Regions from separate parts of the Homo sapiens genome. Here region 2 is linked to region 1. The links are chromatin contacts, found by Hi-C or POLR2A ChIA-PET in ENCODE. All regions are on one chromosome and are shown on one strand. The core of a region is the stretch at or near the end of the contact, and the rest is flanking DNA. Distances in the headings are between cores, read along the strand shown. Region 1 has its middle 89 kb from the start of MIR4475. Region 2 has its middle 59 kb from the start of MIR4475.

Region 1 (7,766 bases), core at 115-2,614:
CTGGGGCTGGTGAAGTACTTTTGGGATTTCCTGACCCTTCTCCAAGAACACCAAGGTTGTGCTGGATCCTGTACTGGCCCCTCTGGCATTCAGAAGGTGACATATGATGTCAAATAACTGTGGGTAATCCCAGAGTGAGTCCCTTTCTTCATGATTTAACAGGAAGGTTTATTTAGTCCTTGGGGTTTATGAGTTTGGGATCACAGAGCTTTTATGTGGACTCAGGAAGGGTGAGTGTATCAGTTTCCTGTGGCTGCTGTAACAAATGGCCACAGAGCTGGTGGCTTCAAACAACCGAAATTTATTCTCTTGTAGTTCTGGAGGCCAGAAGCCTCAAATCAGTCTCACCGGGTGGAAACGGAGGTGCTGGTGGAGCCATGCTCTCTCCACAGGCTCTAAGGGAGATTCCTTTCCTCGTGGCTTCCAGAACCTGGCGACTGCCTGTGTTCCTGGCTTGGGGCCACATCTCTCCAATCTCTGCTTCTGTGGCCACACTACCATTTCCTCTGCCTGTGTTACATCTCCCCCTACCTCTGTCTTATGAGGACACTTGTGACTGTATTTATCCCCTGCCCCCAGATAATCGAGGATCATCTATCTCATTTTCAATTTATCCACATCTGCAGAGTCTATTTTGCTGTATAAGGTAAGTGCACAGTCTAATCTGGGAATTAGACCCTGATACTGGGGCCATCATTCAGTGCACTGTAGAAGGTGATATATCCATGATGAAGCCCATGGCAGAGACCAACTCTGTCAGTCTCCTCTCTTATTCTCATTACTCCCACCCTCCCTCTCTGCCCAGGAAAGAAGCTATAGAAGGCATTTGGAACCCTTTTTTGGGTAAGGGGCGGAGGCGGGGAGGGAGGAGGCTGTGGCATTGTTTGCCGGCCAACCTCCTGGGCAGCTCCTGCTGAGCTGAGGACACAGGAAGGCAGAGCCATTCCCATGGAGAAATAGAACAAGGCCCAACCTGGCAGCCATGTCTGGAGGCAGCCCTTTGTCAAAAGTTCATCTGACCAGGGAGAGAAATTGCATACTCAGAGTTAGATCTTGTGCAAGGAGCTTCCCCATGCCATGTAATCCTCTCAAGAACCCTCTGAGACAGAGGTTATTAGGACCACTTTACAGATGAGAAAACAGGCTCTGGGAAGGAAAGTGACTTTCCAAGCTACATAGTGTTAAAAGAAAAACTTCAGCTGAATTAAATGTAAAGGAATTTAATTGAGCAATGAACGATTCGAGAATCGTGCAGCTCCCAGAATCACAGCAGATTTGGAGAGACTCCAGGGATGCCTCCTGGTCAGAACAAATTTATAGACAACAAAAGGGAAGTGACGTACAGAAATCGAAAGTGAGGTACAGAAACAGTTGATTGCTCACAGTTTGGCGTTTGCCTTATTTGAACACAGTTTAAACACTTAGTGGTCTATGAGTGGTTGAAGTATGCCGCTGGGATTGGACAAAACTCAGCTGTTGTTACAGGCACATACTCCTAAGTTAGGTTTTCAATCTTGTCAGCCTGTTAAGCTAGGTTACAGTTTGTCCACAAGGACTCAGATATAGAAGTATGGAGTTCTGGCTGGGTGCGGTGGCTCACATCTGCAATCCCAGCACTTTGGGAGGCTGAGGTGGGTAGACCACTTGAGGTCAGGAGTTCGAGACCAGCCTGGCTAATATGGTGAAATCCTGTTGCTTCCAAAAATGTAAAAAATTAGCCAGGCGTGATGGTGCGTGCCTGTAATCCCAGCTACTCAGGAGGCTGAGGCAGGAGAATCGCTTGAACCCGGGAGGCGGAGGTTGCAGTGAGCTGAGATTGTGCCACTGCCCTCCAGCCTGGGTGATAGAGTGAGACTCCATGTCAAAAAAAAAAAAAAAAAAAAAAAAAGAAGGACGGAATTCTTCTCAGGCCATATTTAGTTTGCTTTAACAATAGCTAGTGAATGGTGGTGCTGGAGACCAAAGCCAGCACTGCCTGCAGGTTTCAGAATCTGTTTGGATCTGGGTTTCTGCTGCTCTGAGCTAAGCAGCATGCTGTGAGCATGGGGTCAGAGCACTGGACTCGGGTCTAGGAGTAGATCCTTCCCTTCTCAGTGGTTCTACTGTGGGCAGGTTATTCCAGTTCTCAGAGCCTCTGTTTCCTTGTCTGTAGAGCGGGCTGAGAATCCTTGACCTAAGCCCTGGGTTAAGAAGTTCCAGGGAACACATATTCAGGAAAGCCTTTGTACACCCACTGCCCACAGAGGAGGGGTTGATTGTAGTTCAGGTTTTCCTGGACCAGCAAGCTGTGGGTGGTCTTCCAGGAGGAACGGTGCTGAGAACAGGGGTTGTGGGTCTGGCCCCGACAAGGTTAACAGACCCCTCCAAAGGTACCTGGCAGGCAGGGAGGTGCCTCCAAAGCAGTCTAGCTCTAGGGGACGGCCATTCAGGGTAATTCAACAGACATTCATTCACTGGGTAGCCATTCTGGGACAAGCTCTGACTGGGTGATGATGACAAGACGTGGTGGTCTCCACTTTCAGTGACCTCTTCAAGAGAGATGGGCATGTACATAGTTGTAAGAGAAAACAGTGCAGGATCAGGCCCGGCGGAGTCATAAATAAGTACATGGGACACAGAACAGAGGCAGGGCCCGTGGGTGGGCAGTGACATTATGATCCACTATGTGGTCCGGTTTCTTCAGCTCCTCTGATTTGTTCATCACTCTCATCCTGGGGACAGAGAAAGAATAGTTATTATTGCCATAAATAACTTATTGCTTTAAAATTAAAAATGTAATGGCTACCACAGAGCATGTAGAAGATGCATATAAGCAAAAAGAAGATAAAAGGCATTTACAATCCCATTGCTCAGTTATCAATCTCATTACTCCATTGTCAATACTTTGGAGTATTTCTTTCAACTAATTTTTTTCCACAGATTTTACTCTGCACACTATTTTGTAGCCTTCTTTTTAGAAAACCTAACAACAAATAATTTTGTGTTACTAATGGTTTTGTGAACCTATGTGTTTAACTGGATATACAATATTCCATCAAATGGTTGTATCATACTTTAACCAGCCCCTAATGATCAGATATTTGGTTTGTTTCCTTTTTTTTTCACTATTGTAAGCAGAATCTGGAATAAAATTCCTGAAATTTTTACATCTTTAATTATTTCCTCCAGACAAATTCCATATATATATATATAAAATTTGAGACAGGGTTTTGTCGGGGCAAGGTGGCTGATGCCTGTAATCATAGCTCTTTGGGAGGCTGAGGCTAGGAGTTCAAGACCAACCTGGCCAACATGATGAAACCCCATCTCTACTAAAAATGCAAAAAATAAAAAATTAGCTTGGTGCCATGGCACTCGCCTGTAGTCCCAGCTACTCGGAAAGCTGAGGCATGAGAATCACTTGAACCCAGGAGGTGGAGGTTGCAGTGAGCCGAGATCGAGCCACTGTACTCCAGCCTGGGTGACAGAGTGAGACCCTGTCTCAAATATATATATTTGAGACAAGGTCTTTGTCACCCAGGCTGGAGTGCAGTGACATGATCATGGCCCACTGCAGCCTCACCTCCTGGGGGCAAATGATCCCCCCGTCTCAGCTCCCGAGTAGCTGGAATCACAGGAGTGCACTACCACACCCGATTGATTTTTTTGGATTTTTAGTAGAGACAAAGATGAGGTCCCGCTTTGTTGCCCAGGTTGATCTTGAACTCCTGGGTTCAAGCAATCCTCCTGCCTCAGCCTACCAAAGTGCTGGCATTACAGGAAATCCTCTAAACAAGTACCTATGTTTGGAGTTGCAGTGTCAAAGGCCAAGCTCGTTTTAAAGGCCAAATCTGCCCTGCACAAAAGTTGTCCTGATTTATATTTTCAGGGTTTGAGAGTGCCAATATCTCCCCACATTCACCAATGCTGGCTTATTATTACCTTTTAATCTTTGTCAATTTGATTATCAAAAAATGGTTTCTAACAGGTTTAATCTGTATTTCTAAGATTATTGGGGATTTTGAACAGTTTTTTCTATGTTTAAGGCCATACGTATGTGTATATTTCTCCATTCTCCCATCGGTGGGTTTGTGTTTCCCTGATAGATTTGTAGGACTCTGATGCACTAGGATGGAGGACGATGCCCCCCTCCCACTTTATTGCTGAGGAGGCTGAGGTTTGATGAGGGTAAATGACTTGCCCAAGGTCGCTTGGGCCAATAAGTACTAGATGGAGATCTCAGCCCTGGGCTTTGGAGTCACTCTCTAGTACTTTGTCCACTGCGTCACACTGATAGATGACCCTCTCCTATGGTTCTGGGGGAAAAAAATCAAGCCTGCCTTGTTTCAATTTAGTCTGGATTCTTAAAATAATCTATCCTGTAACATACAGTAGTGTTAGCAGAGAAAATATGTTCTGCCACTTATTGCTAAAGGAGCTGGAGATCCGCGGTGGGCTGTGACCCTTTAAGAGCGTGCCCTCCATGCTGATAAATCAGGCCCTGGCAGGCTGCGTGGAAGATTACTGCTGACGGGTGTGGAGACAGTTAGTGCGATTATTAACAGGACACTGTGGCAGGGGATGAGCTGGCTCTGTGTGCACGTGAGCACCTGGACCCCCAACCCAGGGGCCGGACTCTGAGAGCAGCCTGGACTGGAGGACTGTTCGCCAGCCCAGCCCAACCCCAGGGATGGCTCTGCAGTGCCCATCCATCCACCCGACTCTGTTGGTCTCATGGCCACTTGCAGTGCTGGGAGGGTAGAAAGAGCTGGATCCTGCATCTGGTGCTACATGAGTTTACATTTGTCCATAAGCACCTCCCTGTTCCCCTCTGCCTCAGTTTCCCCACCTGTTTAGCCAAAAGGTTGGACACAATAGTCTCTAAGGGTTCTTCCGAGTCCAAGTCTGCCTGCCTTCCCCATCTGTCCACCCTGGCCGTTCTTGCCTCTTGGCTGCCTGAACACCTGAGCAGACACCCACAGAATGTGCTGTTTGGTGGGACCTTACCATCTTTTCACCCATTCTCAGGCCACAAACTTTTGCAAGGTTTGCAAGGAAGACGATTTTGTCTTTCTCTATCTGGACTTATATTTAATTTTATTTATTTATTTATTTTTTGAGATGGAGTCTTGCTCTGTCGCCTAGGCTGGAGTGCAGTGGCGCAATCTCAGCTCACTGCAACTTCTGCCTCCTGGGTTCAAGCAATTCTCCTGCCTCAGCCTCCTGATTAGCTGGGATTACAAGCATGTGCCAGCATGCCTGACTAATTGTTTGTATTCTTTGTAGAGATGGGGTTTCACCATGTTAGCCAGGATGGTCTTGATACCCTGACCTCGTGATCCGCCTGCCTTGGCCTCCCAAAGTGCTGGGATTACAGGCGTGAGCCACCACACCTGGCCTTATTTTTAATATTTTTTTTTTGAGACAGAATCTCGCTCTGTCACCCAGGCTGGAGTGTAGTGGCGCGATCTCAGCTCATTGCAACCTCCGCCTCCCGATTCAAGCAATTTTCGTGCCTCAGTCTCCAAAGTAGCTGGGATTATAGACATGTGCCACCATGCACAGCTAATTTTTGTGTTTTTAGTAGAAACAGGGTTTCACCATGTTGGCCATGCTCGTCTCGAGCTCCTGACTTTAAGTGATCTGCCCACCTCAGCTTCCCAAAGTGTTGGGATTACAGGCGTGAGCCACTGCGTCCAGCCCTGGACTTATTTTTTTCTTCTGAGTCATTCAGCTGCACGGCAGGAAGGCCATCTCAGAGAATTCCAAGTGGTCTCGGTTACTTTGGGTTCTCTCTTCATCCCCCTCTTCATCTGCCAGATTGTGTCTAAATTTTGGGTGGGGGTTCACTTGGTGCCTTGGCAAAAGAGAGCTGGGGGCTGCCTGTGTTTTGGAAGACACTCATCTCTGCTGTCAGCCCTTGAGACCCAGACTGCTGCTCCACCATCCCTCATTCTCAAAGCATACCTCTCCAGAGGTGAGAGCAATCTCACCCACTTTAGAGGCTGCTAAGGGGCATGGGAGAATCCAGCTTCTCTCTTCCACGACAGGAAGCCACAGGGCTCCCAAGGCCCTCTTTGCTCAGGTACACCACACACAGCCGTTTCTACTCTGTCCCTCCCACACTACACTTGGCACTTGGGAACTCTGCCAGGCTTGATCCTCTGTGGGCTCCCCTGGGGAAAAGGCCCAGGACCCTTCTACTTTAAGATTCTCCAAATCCACCTGAGATTTTTGTAATCTCTGTAACCCTGGCCTCGGCCTAGGGAAGGGCAGGGTTCAGGGCGTCTCCAGCATCCCGCCTCTGACATGGTTCTCTCTCCCAGCCCAGCAGGTTTTAAATTTCTTTTAGCTGAAAAAACAAACAAACAAACAAGCAAAAAAACCTGACTCTGACAAATGATGCATTGTTCCCAGTCCTTTCGTCTGATACCTTTTTTTGTTGTTCTTTTAAATCTCTCTCTGATTCTGCTGAAACAACTTGATTGCCTATTGTGCAATTTGAGTGAGGCAAGAGCAAAAGTTATAAGGAAATATGGAGGAAAACACCTCAGTGTATGGCCCAGATATTACCTGGCCCCATTAAGACGGAGGACTGGAGGCTTGGTGAATCCATGGTGGATCTATGACTAACCCTTGGGTTACACTCTGCCTTTCTCTGGAGCCACGTTCAGATGCGAGAAATCCTGCTTTTCTTCAAGTGAAAACCATCCTTGTCCATGTGCTTTCTACCCCTCTTGCTTCTACTCTGAGGCCAGACCCTGGGCAGCCAGGGAGCTCAGGAGGGGTTGGCAGTTGCCCAGATGACCTGGCCCAAGAGGACTACTCGGTGCCACCCCTCTCTGTTACCCCTGTCCCGGCATCCTGGGACATGGGTAAGACATATGGCATGACTGCAGCCAGCCACAGAGCCGTGGAGGCCAGGTGGGGGCTGCAGTCTCCTCTCGTCAGCTTTGGTCAGCATCGCACAGTCAACTTGGAGCCCCACACTTTATTATTTAAAAAAAACTTTTATTGCTTATATTTATTATTATACAAGTAGTGTATATTTGTTATAAGAGCCAGAAAATGAAGATAAACAAAAAGAAGAAAATAAAACTCATGTGCAATCCTAATATCAAGGGAAAACCCTTTTCAACATCTTGGGGTCCATCATTATCTCTGTATATGTCTTTTTCATTTTTAAAGAAAAGGGATCAGACTGTACACATTATTTTTCATTTAATATAATTCTAAACTATTTTTCTACTAAATATACTTCTGCAACATTATTTCCAACAGCCATATGGTATTCTAGTAGGTGCTGAAATGGAGCAACCACCCCCTATTATTGGAAATTTAGGTATTTCTTTCTTTTTTATATATACATATATATAATTTTAGAGGTGGAGTTTCGTCATGTTGCCCAAGTTGGTCTTGAAGTCCTGAGCCCAAGTGATCTGCCCACCTTGGCCTCCCAAAGTGCTGGGATTATAGGTGTGAGCCACCGCACCCAGCCTTCTTTCTTCTTCTTTTTTTTTCTTGAGACAGAGTCTCACTCTGTTGCCCAGGCTGGAGTGCGGTGGTGCAAACACAGCTCAGGCAATCCTCCTGCCTCAGCCTCCCAAGTAGCTGGGACCACAGGTGTGTAACACCATGCCCAACTAATTTTCTAAGTTTTTTTTTTTTTTTTTTTTTTTTGTAGAGACAGGGTCTCACCATGTTGCCCAGGTTGGTCTTGAACTCCTAGGATCAAGCAGTCCTCCAACCTCAGCCTCCCAAAGCACTGGGACTACAGGCGTGGGCCA
Region 2 (7,482 bases), core at 3,541-6,040, 34 kb after region 1:
CATGTGGTAAGTGCAGGGCTAAGAGCACCATGGATGCCTGCATAGCACCAGCTTAGGTCAGGGCATCCCGGTAAGGTGACAGCGGAGAGGGGACAGGCATGCCAGGTAGAAGGAACAGCATCAGCAAAAGCCTTGGCGTCAGGAAAGAGATGGGGTGAGTGGGATCCAGAGGCGTGGCAGAGGGCGTGCAGGAGATTTTAAGGGCCTTGAGTGCCAAGGTAAGGATTCTGGACTTTCTCTGGAGCCGCTGAGCAGTGCCATGACCCAGTGCCGTTTTAGGAAGTCAGGTCTAGTGAGACAGACTGGAGGTCGCGAGGCCAGGGAGGAGAGGGCGGGTGGCAGTGGGAATGAGGGCAGTGGCTCTGCTTGGTGAGGGAGTGTAGGGGATAGCCTGGGGCCTGCCTTGACTTCTATACGTGTTTGTGCCCCCACATCCCCACACCAAGGCCAGTTTTAGGTTTATTCTGTGTGTTGTGAGCGAGCTCCGGAGAGGGGGCTGAAGCGACGCATTTGAGACCCCCAACCGATTTCTGCCTTTAGGACTATGATGAGAGGAGCAGCTCTTCGCTTGGGGTTCTTGGTACTTTTACCTGAATCTGTCCAAGGTGACTTCTGGAATGAGTGTCCTGAAGGCAGGGGACAAGCCCAAGGGAGTGGAGATCATCACCAAAACCAGAGCCTCCTGGGTTTCAATCTCAGTCCCACCATTCAGAAGCTGTGTGCCCTTGGAGAAATAATGTCACCTCTCTGGGCCTCTGTTTTCTTATCTGTGAAGTGGGGCAATAGTGATGCTGCTCCTACAGCAGCTGTGAGATTCTAGCAAGCTTTACCTGGAAAGCATGTGGCACACAGAGGTGCTCAGTTACACGTCACTCCTGGGACCTTTGTCATCATCTTGTCTTCCCATTGGGATCAACGCATTGAAGAAACTGCAAAAGATTGCTGGGTGCGGTGGCTCACGCCTGTAATCCCAGCACTTTGGGAGGCTGAGGTGGATCACCTGAGGTCAGGAGTTCAAGACCAGCCTGGCCAACATGGTGAAACTCCGTCTCTACTAAAAATACAAAAATTAGCCAGGCATGATGGCAGGTGCCCGTAATCCCAGCTACTCGGGAGGCTGAGGCAGGAGAGTCGCTTGAACCTGGGAGACGGAGGTGGCAGTGAGCTGAGCTCAAGCAACTGTACTCCAACCTGGGCAACAAGAGTGAAACTCTGTCTCAAAAAAGAAAAAAAAAAAAAAGAAATTGCAAAGGATTGTTGTTTACCTGGCTGAGTAGCTGCAGGTAAACAGCTTGAAGCTGGGATTGGGGGAACTGTGGGGTTGAAACCCCTCCCTCTCTGTCCCCTGGAGTAGGACCACCTGAGATGGGGGTGAGGTTCAGGGGGTCTGACACCTACCTCCTGGGAGATGAGCATAGAGAGAGTAGTCTCCATTCCCCACCCATCCCTCTCCCTAGCCCGTCTCCTGCAACACTGTGCAGGAGGGAGCCAGGCTGGGGTGTACTACCATTTCACATGGGGGGAAGTGGGGGCATAGGGAGGCAATGGGACTCCCCAAAGTTTCCTCTGGAGCTGGGAGGGAGGCCTGGGTTCCTCTGTGGGGATTACAGAGGACCTTGAAGTCTCTTTGTGGCAGGCTGGTGTCATGCAGACAGGGGCAGGCAGCGACGTGAGCACTTCTGCCATCTCCAGTGAGGGATGCGCTGCTCAGGTGAGGAGAGCCTTGCTCAAGGTGACTGTGAGCTCCTGACTTCTCAGTGTGCTGGCAAATGGACCCCATCCATCCTGGGAGGGAGAGAGCCTGACTCTCGCCCCACATGGCCCGTCAGGGTGGCCATAAGCTCTCCAGGCGCCTGGGGAGCTCCCTCGGGACCCCAGCAACCGAAGACAATGCCTGGTTCCCAGCAGCCCAGCGCCTGTCGGGTGACCTTGAGGACTCACCTTCCCTGGTGGCGGCTGCTGGGAGTGGAGGAACAGGGCTCAGTCACAGGATGGAAGCAGGTGTGTGTGTGTGTGCGTGGAGTGTGGGTAATATGTAAGGATAGGCATCTCCCCAGCTTTTTTGGGGGGAGGAGAGCATCCAGCTGGGTATCCTCCCGGGTCCTACCAGCCTGTCAGGCAGGAGGGGAGACCTGGGAGAGACTGACTTAGGCTGACCTGGGGTGGATCGACCCCGAGGCCCTCCCTGAGATCTGAGCTGGCATCTGCTTCCGCACCGTCGTTCTGACTCCTCTACCCAGGACTAGTTACGGTCACCATCACAGTCAGTAGGACTGTCAATCATTGTTTTAAGTACTGATGTATATCCACCTAGTTGGTCCTCATTTTACACATAGGGAAACGGAGGCAGAGAGGGCTTAAATAGTCTAAGGTCACAGGGTGAACACGCACTCAGTCACTCCCTTCTGTGGCACTGCCTCAGGGGGCCACATGTGCTGGGAAATGCTGTTGTCCTGAAGCAGCTCAGCAACTGCTGGGTCAAGAGAGGGGCAGGTAAGGCGCTGAGGGCCTTGGAGGAAGGAGGACCACGACGACAGCTGTGTGGTGTGTACAGTTGTGTGGGGTGTTTGTGTGGGGTGTGGGGGGTGTATTTGTGTATGATGTGTGTGACGTGGCATATGTGTGGTGCATGTGTATGTGTGGTGCGTGTGCATGTATGATGTGGTGTATGTGTGGTGAGTAATGTGTGTGTTGTCTTTGCGTGTGATGTTTGTGTGTGGTGTGGTGTATGTGGTATGTGTATTGTGAGTGGTGTATGGTGTGAGTGGCATGTGTGAGTGATGTGTGTGTGTGTGGTGTGTAGTGTGTTTATGTGGTGTGTGTGTTGTGGTGTATGTGGTGTGTGTGTGTGTGATGTGTGTGGTTGTGTATGTGGTCTGTGTGATGTGCGTGAGTTGTGTGTGTGTGAATGGTGTCTGTGGTGTGTGTGAATGGTGTGTGCTGTAGTGTAGGTGGTGTGTGTGAGTGGGGTGTGTCTGTTTTGTGCGTGTGAGTGGTGCATGTAGTGCATGTGTGCTGTGGTGTGTGTGAGTTGTGTGTGTGCTGTGGTGTGTGAGTGGTGTGTGTGGTGAGTGGTTGTGGTGTGTGTGGTGTGTGTGTGGTGTGTGTGTGCTGTGGTGTGTGTGGTATGTGTGTGTTGTGGTGTGAGTGGTTTGTGTGTGGTGTGTTTGTGTGGTGTATGTGGTGTATGTGATGTGTGTGTGCTGTGTGTGGTGTGTGAGTGGTGTGTGCTGTGGTGTGTGAGTGGCGTGTGTAATGTATGTGTGCTGTGGTGTGTGTGGTGTGTGTGAGTGGTATGTGTGATGTGTCTGTGTGCTGTGGTGTGTGCGTGGTGCGTGAATGGTGTGTGAGTGGTGCGTGTGAGTGGTGTGTGTGTGTGCTGTGGTGTGTGCTGTGGTGTGTGTGGTGTGAGTGGTGTGTGCTGTGGTGTGTGTGATGTGTGTGAGTGGTGTGTGTGCTGTGGTGTGTATGCTGTGAGTGGTGTGTGCTGTGGTGTGTGTGATGTGTGTGTGCTGTGGTGTGTGTGTGGTGTGAGTGGTGTGTGTGAGTGGTGTGTGTGTGTGGTGTGTGTGTGCTGTGGTGTGTGTGATGTGTGTGTGCGCGTGTGAGGGAAGGAATTTCGGAGGAGGAGGTGGCAGGTGGCAGGTGGCGCAGGTGGCAGGTGGCGCCGGCACTTAGCCACCAAGGGTGGAGGAGGGCCTTCAGGAGGAGGAAACTAGCGGCGAGCAGGGGGTCAGAGGAGGTAAACGCTGTGAACATACCGCCAAGTCCCCATGCTGGGGGTGCAAAACATTGTCATGAAGGATAAGATTGGGGGGCTAGCTAGGACAAGATTGTGGAGGACACTGATTATCAAGCTGGAATTATGCAATTTCTGTCGAGAGCACCTGGTCACCACCGCAGGTCTTTAAGCAGCTATGGATGGGAGGCGACCCTGGCAGCGGCGGGCGAAGATGAGTTAGAAGGGGACAGGAATGAGACAAGAGGAAGGGAGGGAAGAGACGAGGTGGGGAGGACGGGAAGGCGTGCAGGGAGTGGGCCGGTGCGAGAGGGACATGGGATGGAGTCCACAGGGGAAGAGCTGGGGACTCCAGGTTTTCTGGTCAGGAGAGACTGGAGACGCCACTGACAGAAAGAGGAGGAACAGGTGTGGGGAGAACTGATGTTTCTTCGACCAGAGCCATCTGCGGAAACATCGTCTCCTCCGTGGGGCCCAGCTTTCATTCCTCACAGCAGTGATCACTGCATGGCAAACAATCACATTCATCTATTATTTGTTTCTTGTCTTTGCTCAATCAGCATATAAGAGAGTACGAATTCCATCTGCCGTGTTCACAGCGCCATCCCCAGAACCTACAACAGTGTCGGCTTCTAGTAGGTGATCGCTAAATATTTTTTGAGTAAATAAACGAATGACTCATGTCGTGCTGGAGGGGGACTGTGGGACAAGCATCCAGGAGGACTGGAGATCTCCAGGAGGGACGTCTGAGCAAACAAGAATGTCCCACACGTGGAGGTCACTAAGCCCAGGCTGTGTCTGAGATGGTTCTAAGAGAGTAAGAGAGAATGCACAGAAAGAAACCGGATCACCTCCTATGCCCCCAGCGCCTGCACAAAGCCTGGCACACAGCAGGTGTTGCGTGTTGGTTGACTGAATTAATAGATGAACCTGCTCTTCGGCGAGGAGTGAGACTTCCTGTGCATAAGGGGCTCGAGCAGGAAGACAGCTGGCCGAGAGCGTGCGCTGGGGTCCAGAAGGTTGCCTCAGCTTCACAGGTGCCCATGGGTAACGTGTTGTGGTTCCCCGGAGACTCTGGGCGGGAGGAAGTGGGACCATAGAGAGGGGCCCACTTGGGTAGAGCGTCTACCTCCGAGAGGTGGAACTTCATTGGGCGAGTGGGTAGCCAATGAGGAAGCTCCCTGAGGAAGAGCCCGCCCCTGGAACTGGGCCGAGGCACCGCCCCCGCGGAGGAAGCCCCGCCTCTCCCCGTCCCTAACACTGAGGCCCCAGAGGCGAACTGTCGGGACTCCCGGGCTGCTTGGTGGCCTGAGAGGCCCCCGAAGGGCTCTGGGCTGCGCCTTCATCCGCTGCTTTCCTGTGTGACAACCCCAGACCTCATCCTTCAGGGGGTCTCCATTGCCTCAGGTTCCTCTTTTTTTCGAGACGGAGTTTCAGTGTTGACTCCCAGGCTGGAGTGCAGTGGCGTGATCTCGGCTCACTGCAACCTCCACCTCCCGGGTTCAAGCGACTCTCCTGCCTCAGCCTCCCGAGTAGCTGGGATTACAGGCGCCCGCCACCACGCCCAGCTAATTTTTGCATTTTTAGTAGAGACGGGTTTCACCATGTTGGCCAGGCTGGTCTCGAACTCCTGACCTCAGGTGATCCACCCGTCTGGGTCTCCCAAAGTGCTGGCATGAGCCACCGCGCCTGGCAGGTTCCTTTTCATCTAGAAAGAGGCCTTCAAGGGTTAGCTCTGGTTTAACAAAATGGATTCAGTGCTTCCTGTACCAGGCGCTGGTCTACGCTCTTTTTTGCTTTTTCTTTCCCTCCCTCCCTCCCTCCCTCCCTTCCTTCCTTCCTTCCTTCCTTCCTTCCTTCCTTCCCTCCCTCCCTCCCTCCTTCCTTCCTTCCTTTTTTCCTTCTCTTCTCTTCCCTTCTCTTCCTTTCTGTTTCTTTCCCATAATGCATTTATTTTGTCATACTTTTAGTGACACGGGAGCTTTCAGAATGCAGACTTGAAGATACACGGTGATCTATGTGAATGGTCTGGGCTCTGAGGAAACACCTTCAGACCCTCTCCTCATGGGCCTCACCATCTATGGGTGGAAACACAGTAAACAAACCCGCAGTCTCTTCTATAATTACACATTGAATAAGTGTGTCAAGAAACAAAATAATGGGGCATAATTCAGGTAGCAATACTGGGAAAGTGACATTTGAGCTGAACTAGAGAGCAGGGCACTATTGGCAGTTGGAGAAGTCTCCACGCTGAGGGAACAACATGAGAGAAGTCCCCAAAGCTGAGATGAGTGTGCTGCATGTAGGGCGAAGCAGCCAGGCTAGACGGGGAGGTCCGAGGTAAGAGCAGAGGAGAGCAGGCCGTGCAGAACTCCTTCGAATGTTTTTATAATAGGAGTTTAGATGGTTTTTTTCTCGGGATACTGGGAAGCCACTGAATATTTTTACAGGGAAGCACCATGTGATTTTCAAATAATTACTCTGACTTTGTGTGTAGAACAACTTGGGGAAGAGCAAGAAGATTTCTGTTGAGGTGGCTGAATTTTCCTCTTTATGGCAATTAGAGGCAATTTGAGATGAGGCAACACCCAGAACCTTGAGTTGAAGGGCAGTACATCAGAAGAGGCACAGATTATCCCTAATCCTCTCCAGAAATATATGAGCTTGTGTGTGGCCTTGGGCAAACGACTTTCAGGACTGAGAGAAGGAGTGGAGGGAGGGGGGAATGCATGGGATGTCTCACAAGCCACATAGGTCTGCCCAGGTGTCCCGCATATCCCAGTGCATTCCCTATAACCTGTCCCAGAGTGGTTTTCCTTTTTCTATCACAATCCCAATTTTCCCAGCTGAACCATTCTCCAGTCCTGGGCTGGGTTCTGCCATTTCCTTGCTAGAAGCCTCCAGCCTTCTTGCTTCCATTTTCTGGTTCCTGAGAGGCACTTGCCTGTAAGAAATCTGACTCTCTGAATCCATAGTTGAATCAGGGTTCAAGCAGTTCATAGCAAGTGAAAAATGTCCTGTCTGGCCACCCAGCAGTGATTGGAGAGGAGGCTGAGTTGATGGTCCTCCAGGCTGTACAGACCATGAGAGCAGGGATGTAGCAGGTCCTCAATAAGTTACTTGTTGTTTGGATGGTACCTTCATCATGATTTATCAATTCTAACGTGCCATCAACTGTAGGAAACACTGTCAATTCATCGACAACTTTGCAGGACATACAAAAGATAGACATGACATTAAATATACACACCAATTATAAGATACATTCTAACAGGAACACCAACATGTGAAAAAACAATGCATACATTTGAGAATCGAGAACTTGTGTAGTAACAATCATCTCTCTAAGAACCAGTTTGCAAACCAACTTGTGTGGCCCATTTAGCTGTGAAGGGCTTGTTGCTTTCTCATTCTCCTGTGAGTCTTGCTTTTCTGTAGACACATCCCCAGTCCTGTGGATTTCTGAAGCCCAGTTTTCCTCTCCTCCAGAAAGTAGCCACGGCCCCCATCAGCAGATGTGCATGGTTGAGCTCCCTAGGCCATCTCGCCACCGACTTTGTAAATGACCAGCTCCACAACATATTTTCTTTAGAGTTTACAGGAATAATGAAAGTGACATAGAACTGTGCAGCCAGATTCAAATGAAAGGACAAATGTAGTTGGCCAAAATGAACAATTATAGGAAACAAAGGGAAAATAACGATTAAAGATCTTTCATTACAGCCCGCTAATTATCATGAGTT

Evidence for each region. Hi-C counts contacts between places; a loop is a spot of excess contacts on that map. ChIA-PET counts read pairs that join two places held with the same protein, here RNA polymerase II (POLR2A). Pooled maps may share reads with other maps.
Region 2: a loop to region 1 is called in a pooled map, with 5 times the contacts of the local background. The contact joins two enhancer-like sites. A Hi-C loop is called at or near these places in 3 of 168 maps with a recorded cell type or tissue (MCF 10A, mammary epithelial cell and transverse colon), 3 of 37 single-sample maps with no recorded cell type and 10 of 50 pooled maps. POLR2A ChIA-PET finds 5 or more read pairs at or near these places in 8 of 52 experiments (BJ, CD4-positive, alpha-beta T cell, Panc1 and 4 more).

The regions. Positions count from the first base shown.
Region 1 is chr9:36,730,372-36,738,137 of GRCh38, forward strand. No RefSeq gene overlaps it. Among named protein-coding and RNA genes, the nearest start is that of MIR4475, 89 kb to the right of the region's middle. Within about 2 kb of position 1,365, at least 3 of the 41 ENCODE cell types and tissues checked have a DNase peak (open chromatin) inside an H3K27ac peak, as active enhancers do.
Region 2 is chr9:36,761,246-36,768,727 of GRCh38, forward strand. No RefSeq gene overlaps it. Among named protein-coding and RNA genes, the nearest start is that of MIR4475, 59 kb to the right of the region's middle. RefSeq lists enhancers at 3,068-3,586, 3,587-4,105, 4,626-4,785. Within about 2 kb of position 4,791, at least 5 of the 41 ENCODE cell types and tissues checked have a DNase peak (open chromatin) inside an H3K27ac peak, as active enhancers do.